2 separate regions of the Mus musculus genome follow, and region 1 is linked to region 2. The links are chromatin contacts, found by Hi-C or POLR2A ChIA-PET in ENCODE. All regions are on one chromosome and are shown on one strand. The core of a region is the stretch at or near the end of the contact, and the rest is flanking DNA. Distances in the headings are between cores, read along the strand shown. Region 1 overlaps Snx29 (sorting nexin 29). Region 2 overlaps Snx29 (sorting nexin 29).

The links. A loop is a pair of places that touch in the nucleus more often than their neighbours do. ChIA-PET counts read pairs that join two places held with the same protein, here RNA polymerase II (POLR2A).
Region 1: a loop to region 2 is called in a map of Patski, with 2.1 times the contacts of the local background. The contact joins two enhancer-like sites. A Hi-C loop is called at or near these places in 2 of 37 maps with a recorded cell type or tissue (Patski and T-helper 17 cell). POLR2A ChIA-PET finds 5 or more read pairs at or near these places in 2 of 5 experiments (Patski and embryonic stem cell).

Annotation. Positions count from the first base shown.
Region 1 is chr16:11,503,739-11,507,581 of GRCm38, reverse strand. The region is part of intron 13 of Snx29 (sorting nexin 29); the gene reads right to left. Among named protein-coding and RNA genes, the nearest start is that of Gm32100, 78 kb to the left of the region's middle. Within about 2 kb of position 1,642, at least 1 of the 3 ENCODE cell types and tissues checked has a DNase peak (open chromatin) inside an H3K27ac peak, as active enhancers do.
Region 2 is chr16:11,578,203-11,581,529 of GRCm38, reverse strand. The region is part of intron 15 of Snx29 (sorting nexin 29); the gene reads right to left. Among named protein-coding and RNA genes, the nearest start is that of Gm32100, 3.8 kb to the left of the region's middle. Within about 2 kb of position 1,762, at least 3 of the 3 ENCODE cell types and tissues checked have a DNase peak (open chromatin) inside an H3K27ac peak, as active enhancers do.

The sequences.
Region 1 (3,843 bases), core at 393-2,892, 74 kb after region 2:
GCCATTTGGAACGTATCATTCTGCTCAGCACGTTAATCCTTCCTGGGATTTCCATACTCAGTGGTTGACACTTGGCGATCAGTGCAGCTGAAGTTCATTATGTAGCCCGTCCTGGGCTTCAAACCTCAGCTCCTATTCTTACCAGCTCTTCATCCTTCAGTGAAGACACTGACAACAGCTGTCCCCCAGTTTTCACACAATGCTCACTGGCTGTCAAATGCTATTTTAAGTGGTGCTTAATTGTCCCACCCTATTAACTGTAGCATATGCTTCCTGGGGATCAACCGGACTTCTTCATCCCCTCTAGTGCTAAGTGCTACTGCTATGTGTAACTTCTAGGATCAGTTACAAGAAAACAACAACAGTCTCTATTTCTCTGGAAGGCTCCCATCTCTGATTCACATAGAAGGGGAAGAACCCACCCTGTAACCCAGCAAGTCTTGAATGACTAGAACTCCACCCCATACTTTGCCTAAGCTCCTGAGATCCTGAATCAAAGGGATTCGCTAAGCCAAGTCCAGGCCTCTGACCCCCTAAAACTATGAGGAATTGGGGATGGCAGTACTGAGATTGAACCCAGGGTCTCAGATGCCAGGCAAGCACTACTAAACTACAGTGTCACCCTAATTAACTAAATTTAAACAGATCCATAGAACTTTATGTATATTAGTATACGCAATGCTCATGGTAACCTTATGAGGTATTCTTACTCCTGATGCTGAGCCTAGAAACAGAGCATAGGAAACAGAGGTAAGAATTTTATAAGTCAGCCGGGCAGTGGTGGCGCACGCCTTGATCCCAGCACTTCGGAGGCAGAGGCAGGCGGATTTCAGAGGCAGGCCTGCCTGGTCTACAGAGTGAGTTCCAGGACAGCCAGGGCTACACAGAGAAACCCTGTCTCGAAAAAAAAAAAAAAAAAAAATTTTAGAAGTCAAACAACTTGCCCATTGTCTGTATGACCCTCCAGTCCCCTGTCCATGTGATATCAAAGCCCAGTAACTTCACATCTAGATAACTGCACAGACAGATGCCCTCTCTGTGCCTCAGTTTACCTCTCTAAATAACAGAAAATCAAGGAGCCCTGAGGATTGGTACAATATGTACAGTTCTTACAACTTTTTGGGACATCATGCCAGCACCAGACAGTGTTCATATAAATGGGTTTAGGGGTACAAGACATAATGGGTCCCCATCCTTACTGAGGTGACATTTACAAAGGAGCTGTGGCCTTACAGCTCAGCAAATACTATCTCAGACTACAAAATGTACCCTACAAAAATGCTAGAGGGGTGGGAAGGAAGAGAGGATGTGGCCTAGGAGGACTCAGGTAGATTGTGTGAGAGAAGTCTACAGGCTTCTGTGGAAGTTGACAAGCCTGAAGGAGATAGAAGACACACAGTTCCCAGAATCAAGATGGAGAACTGGGTGCACTAAGCCACCTGTGGGTCTATTAAAATGCAAAATTGATTCAGAGCAGTGGAGCAGAGCCTGGAAGTCTGCATTTCTAACAGTGTTCTAGGCAGGCTGCCAGACCCAAAACTGATCTAGAGGGAAGGGTTAGGAAAGCCCCAAGAAGCTGGAAAGACTGCAGCCAGGAATGAGTCATGAAGGTCCCTGAGCCAGGGCAAGGAAGGGTGTGAGAGAGAACATGGGCTATGCAGCTATGGACACAGCAGATGCCAGCTGAGCTCTAAAAGGCAACCAGTGCAGTTATCCAGCCAAGAAATGATGGTGGCCAGGACTGAGAAGACGGGTAGCAATCGCAAAGGTGGACAGAAGTCCAAAGACCTTCATCTACAGGATTCCAGACCATCTTGCCAGCCTGCTGCCAGCCCTGATCTGCCTGCTGGCCACCTGCATTTTCCTTCAAAGCTCGGGGGAGATGTAAATCATGGAGTAGGTGGCAGCAAGTGCCTCTCCTACAGCTTCCAGTGACTGCAGTAATTAATGTGTGCAAGTCAAAGCAATTACGCCTGCTGAATGTCAGAGTAAACAACCAGAAACCTCAGACAGCACCATTCAAAGAATAATTACTCAAAACAAAACCAATGAATCTGTTAAGTGCATTTGTAATTCTAGCATCAAAACGCCACAATGAGACACACCTACAAAAATCTGCTCTCCTGGGCCAGACAAAAGCTTGGCTTGAGGGTACCTCAGCTCTACTGGCCAGTGATACTAAGTAGGCACCACATTCAACCACACCCAACTACTAGAAGACAGTGGCTGAGAGGCCTGGCTACGCAAAGCCATGAGGACTACCTCAAAGGAACCAGTGATGAACCAGCCTGCCTCCACTTTAGGCTTACAAATACCTTACAATAAAGACAAACTAGGCTCACCCTGTTTATAATTAAACCTGTTTCTCAAGGAGTAAACTATGCCCCACCTGTAACCTTAACTACAAATTGTTCTGTACTGCCTGTTCCAGGAAAGAACAGCCATGCCTTTGTTTCAAAGGGTTATTATGGTCACCTGTTGTTAGGACCACTGGTTGGTATAACTACCTTGCAACCACCCTGCAATCATGTCTTTGTTTTAAGCTGTAATGACCGTCTTGCAACCCTACCTTTGATTCAAAAGCTTGTTACAACTTGTTTTGACCACCTTGTTATGTTCTGCTCCTTAACCCCACCTATTTTGCCCAATAAAGTACCCATTTAGAAACCTTCTACCCCTAAGTTATATAAGCCTTGCCTACTTCAGACCCAATGTTAACCTCTGGCACCCTGCCTTAGCCCATGTACATGAATAAAAAAGCTTGCTTTAATTAATTGCTTACTTTAGTTAATTTGGCCCAGTAATCTTTCTCCTCCCATCTTTGGATATATCAGCAGGAACAAAAGGTTTAATGGTGCTGAAAGTTAGTCCTAGCAGCTCAAGATCTCTGTAAACTATGCTATCAAAGCTTCCATCATATACTGCTGCTTCCATCATATACTGCTAGTCTCCTCCAGACCTACCCCCTTGTGAAGGCCTTCTAACCCTGGAATCAACCAAAAGCACCTTTGTACAGTTCTGTGACAACCCAGAGCCTATAATAAGCAAGGGCTGCTGCAGGAGAAGGGCTGTCGAGGCTTTGTCAATACTTACAGGCTTAAGGGACAAAGAGAGCCTAAGCAGTTTTCCTAGGAAATGACAAGAACTGGGATTCAAACTGGCAGTATGACTCCAGACGAGGGAACCAGCCCTCCACATTGCCTTTGTAATACAGTGAACAATCCTAAGAGGGTCACGGTTTCCCAGCCAGCTTCCATCTCAGATAAAAGTTCAGCATGGCAGCAGATAAAGGCAGAAGATGCTCTACTCACACTAGTACCTCAACTCCTCCATTAATGTGCTCTCCAGGCTGGACCCCCACATTCCCTGCCTTGTGGCTGCCAGGGATGCTCAGCCAAACATCTAACTAAGCCTCTCCACCAGTGTAGAATCATTTAGCTCATCACAGTCCCTCCCTATGCCTTGCCTTCTGACACCTGTGCCATTACTATGGCTTACATGGTTTTCTGTCTGCAACTCAACACCTTGTCAAACACCTATGAGGCTCACAGGCATCATCTCAGGACATTCTCAGCACGGGTGATAACTGGTCAAAGACACCCAAGAACGGACCTGGGATTGTTGAATCTCAGCAGCTCAACTCCTCCAACTCCTGTGAGGGGTGTGATGGGGGTGGGGGCCTTCCCTTCCTGGACGGCTCCAAGGCCAGGAGAGGTGAATTACTTAAAGGAGAACTGATCAAATAACCAAATTTTGCTAAGTAGTAGTGGCAGCACAAGCTGCTATTCCTAGCACAAGAGATTATCTTGAGTTCGAGGACAGCCTGATCTAGAGCGAGCTCCA
Region 2 (3,327 bases), core at 513-3,012:
AAGATTTCCTTAGAAGCAAACAGTTGGCTGGGTCTAGAAAAAAAAATTCTATCAAGTGGCAGAGAACAGCCAGGAAGTAGTGGGGGACATAGTCCCCACTGGCCTGTGTTGGGGAGGACTAAAGCAGAGAGAAGAGAATGCAAAGGGAGAACTTCCCACCATACCATCTTCAGGAAGAAGAAAAGAAAATAGAAAAGTATTAACCAAGTCTGGGAAGATGGCTCAGTCAGGAAAGTCTATGCACTCCCTGCAAGCATGCAGTGCCGAGTGTGATCCCTGAGCCCTCTGGGAAACTCCAGGCAATGCTTGTAAGCCCTGGGTTGGAGAGGATAGAATGGGGGAGGGGTGTCCCAGAGCCAGCCAGTCTAACCTATTGGTGACCTCCAAGCCAGTGAGAGACCAGGTCTCAATGGAGGTAGATGGCACAGGAAGTTGTCGTCTGGCTTCACACGCATTCACATGCACACGCACATGTGTTCAGAAAAGAAACATTATCATATCTACAGCCTTACAAACAGATGAGAGGAAAGCTGCACAGAGGAACAGTCTGGAGGAGTGACTGTGTGCGAGGTAGTGACACACACCTCTGACAACGGTGTGATAAAACACAGCTCTGTATGCTGACTAAAAGGTAATGTTAGAGACAGACATCGCTGCTAGTGAGGAACTGAAGTGTCATCCCTGTCTCACTGCTAAGTATCTCTGCCAGGTTGCCAAACTTGCACATGTTCTTCCTGCAGCCCAATTGCCCTAGCCCACCCAAGCTGACAGGCAAAGGACCTGCACACCTTCCCCTCCATGGCAAGGTCTCAAATACTGCCCTCGCCCCCGTCTCTGCACTCACTGACCCTTGGATGAAGAGTACTCAGCTGGTAGAGCAGAGTCCCAAAAACAAGGGAGAAGGTCTGTTCACCGCTAAGCGCTCATCTGTTCACTACTTGTTCGCTGTGAGCTAACGTAAGCTGGAGTCTCCATGGCATCCTTCCTTCCCCTCGAAGTACATCCCATTCCCTATTCTCCGTTCCCCACATCTGACCAGGGCTCTCCGCTGTCTCAGTGCAGAAGCAAGACCCTGTGATCAGATGAAGAGCAAGAGCGGAGGCTCAGCTGGGTTGCCAGCATAAATTCAAAGCTTTGGCCAGGAATAAAAGAAGCAAAGCCTTGTCTTCTCTGAATGTGAACTTGGAAGAAAAGATTTGCTCAGGGGAATCACAGCCATCTATGAACAGAAGGGGAATTACCCATGCCTAAAATCAGACTGTCCTGGACTGAAGATAAGCAGGACAGCAACAAGTACCCCAATAGTTCCCTGGCTAAACAGATAAAAATCCCACTCCTCCTTTTTACAAAGATTACAGTGGGCCCAGCAGCAAAACAGCAAGGCTGCCTTCTAAGTAGCAGCCTGGGGACCCAGACTCGGGCCCTCTTGTGGCTGGGCCACACAGAATCCATGGCTCACAGGTACCCTGCAAGGAAAACAAGAACCAGGAAATGTTCGTTCTCCAGTTGATCTCTCCCCCAGCCTGGACCGCACAGCAGTTCTATTTATACCCCAGTAGCCTGAGCAAGTCACATGGTCCCAAGGAGAAAACTGAAATAGGACTTAGTAAATAAATGTATTGTGTCTGCCTCAGCCAGTTTGATCTAGCTTCCCTGTGGTCTTCATCGAAAATGCTGTTTAAATGGGTTACCAGTCAGATGCCAGGGGTCCTGCTGGATGCTAGGGCTAGAACAGCTAGAATGGTGATGATTGGGGCACGTCTACTGCCATCTGCTGGGCTTGCAGCAGAGCAGACTTGGGGAAAGGGCAAAATGAGAACACAGTCAAGGCAAGTACAGAGAAAGCTGCCCTATCAGGATCAGGATGTAGGATACAAAGGATGCTGAGGACACCTGGGGACCGAACCCAGTTTGTAGAAGAGCAGAGAAGTGGCCCAAGCGAGCCTCAACCTTATAATGCCCCTGCCCCTGCCCCTGCCCCTGCCCCTGCCCCAGCCTGCTAGGTGCTAGAATTACAGGCACCTTCCACCACACCCTCTTCAGATGAGATCTTAAAGGTGAAGAAAATAAGTTACTCTCTCTCTTCATCTCCTCTCTCTGTGTGCATGCCCTTTTTCTCTTTCTTTCTCTCTCTCTCTCTGACCCACTCCCTCCCCCACTTTCCTCATGGCAACTTCCCAACCTCAGTCCTTGGGTCCAGTGAACTCTCCTGGCTGAGAGAAGCTTCCCAATAAACCCGCCTTGTGTGTGTGTGTGTGTGTGTGTGTGTGTGTGTGTGTGTGTGTGTGTGTAAAGTTAACAAGGAAAGATGAGTCAAGGATAGAAGACAGAAAAAAGGAATCAAGTTAGTTGTCAAGTTAGACAGCTTGCCCCAACCCCCATGCAAAGATGTGCTTCTGAAAGATGAAACAAGTTCTAGGTAAGGTGAGAAATGAGGCTGAAGGCAGCAGCAAGAGTTTACTAACACACACATCAGTGGTCTTCAGATGCCTTGAGGTACAGGTGAGTCACTGTAGCCAGAAGAGACTTCGGTACAAGGCTGGCAAACCTTGGTCTCCTCAGTCACATCAGCTGTCTGCTCTCTGAAGTTTGTCGCTCTACCCTCAAGCAGCAGGCTTTTCAAGTAAAACAAAGGCCAGCTTATCTGGTGCTCACAACAGCCCTGATCCCTCCCAAGGTGTGCCCAGCACCAACAGAACAGCCCTGAACCTCTTCCATCAAGACCAGGCGACTCTGGCTTCAGGAAGCTTCTTCCTGCATAAAGGGAGAAACCTAACAGAGACTCAAAATACTGGAGGGCTGAGGAGCTGAAATCAGCCACTATAATTACCAATATTTTTATCTGTTGTCCAAAAGAAGAGCCTTGGATCATCTTCCAAGTGTGTCTCTGTGGAAGTTCGCCTACTCCTTCCTAAGTACTCCAGACTCCCGGTCAGAGGCAGGCCCAGATTCCAGGCCGCCACAAAGACAAAACCAACACTTAGGCATCTGAGCAGCCTCCTCCATCTCTGGTTGGATTTTTTAGACAGAGTCTCAACTATACAACCCAGGTTGGCCTCAAACTCAGGATCCTCCTGCCTCCGCCTCCCAGGTGCTAGGATCACAAGTGTATTACATTATACCCAAATGAGACAAAGAGAATCCCTTATCTGCTATGAGGAAGGAGAAAGCACATGGCTCAGATGAGGAGCTACAAGCAGAAGAGTGCTGGCAACCCAGGAGCAGCACAGCATCTCCAGGGACTAAGATGAGCTGAGGAATCAGTGCTCACTGCTGCTGGCTGCTGAACAGAGGCTGCACTCCTGCATACCTCAGGATCCATGAAGA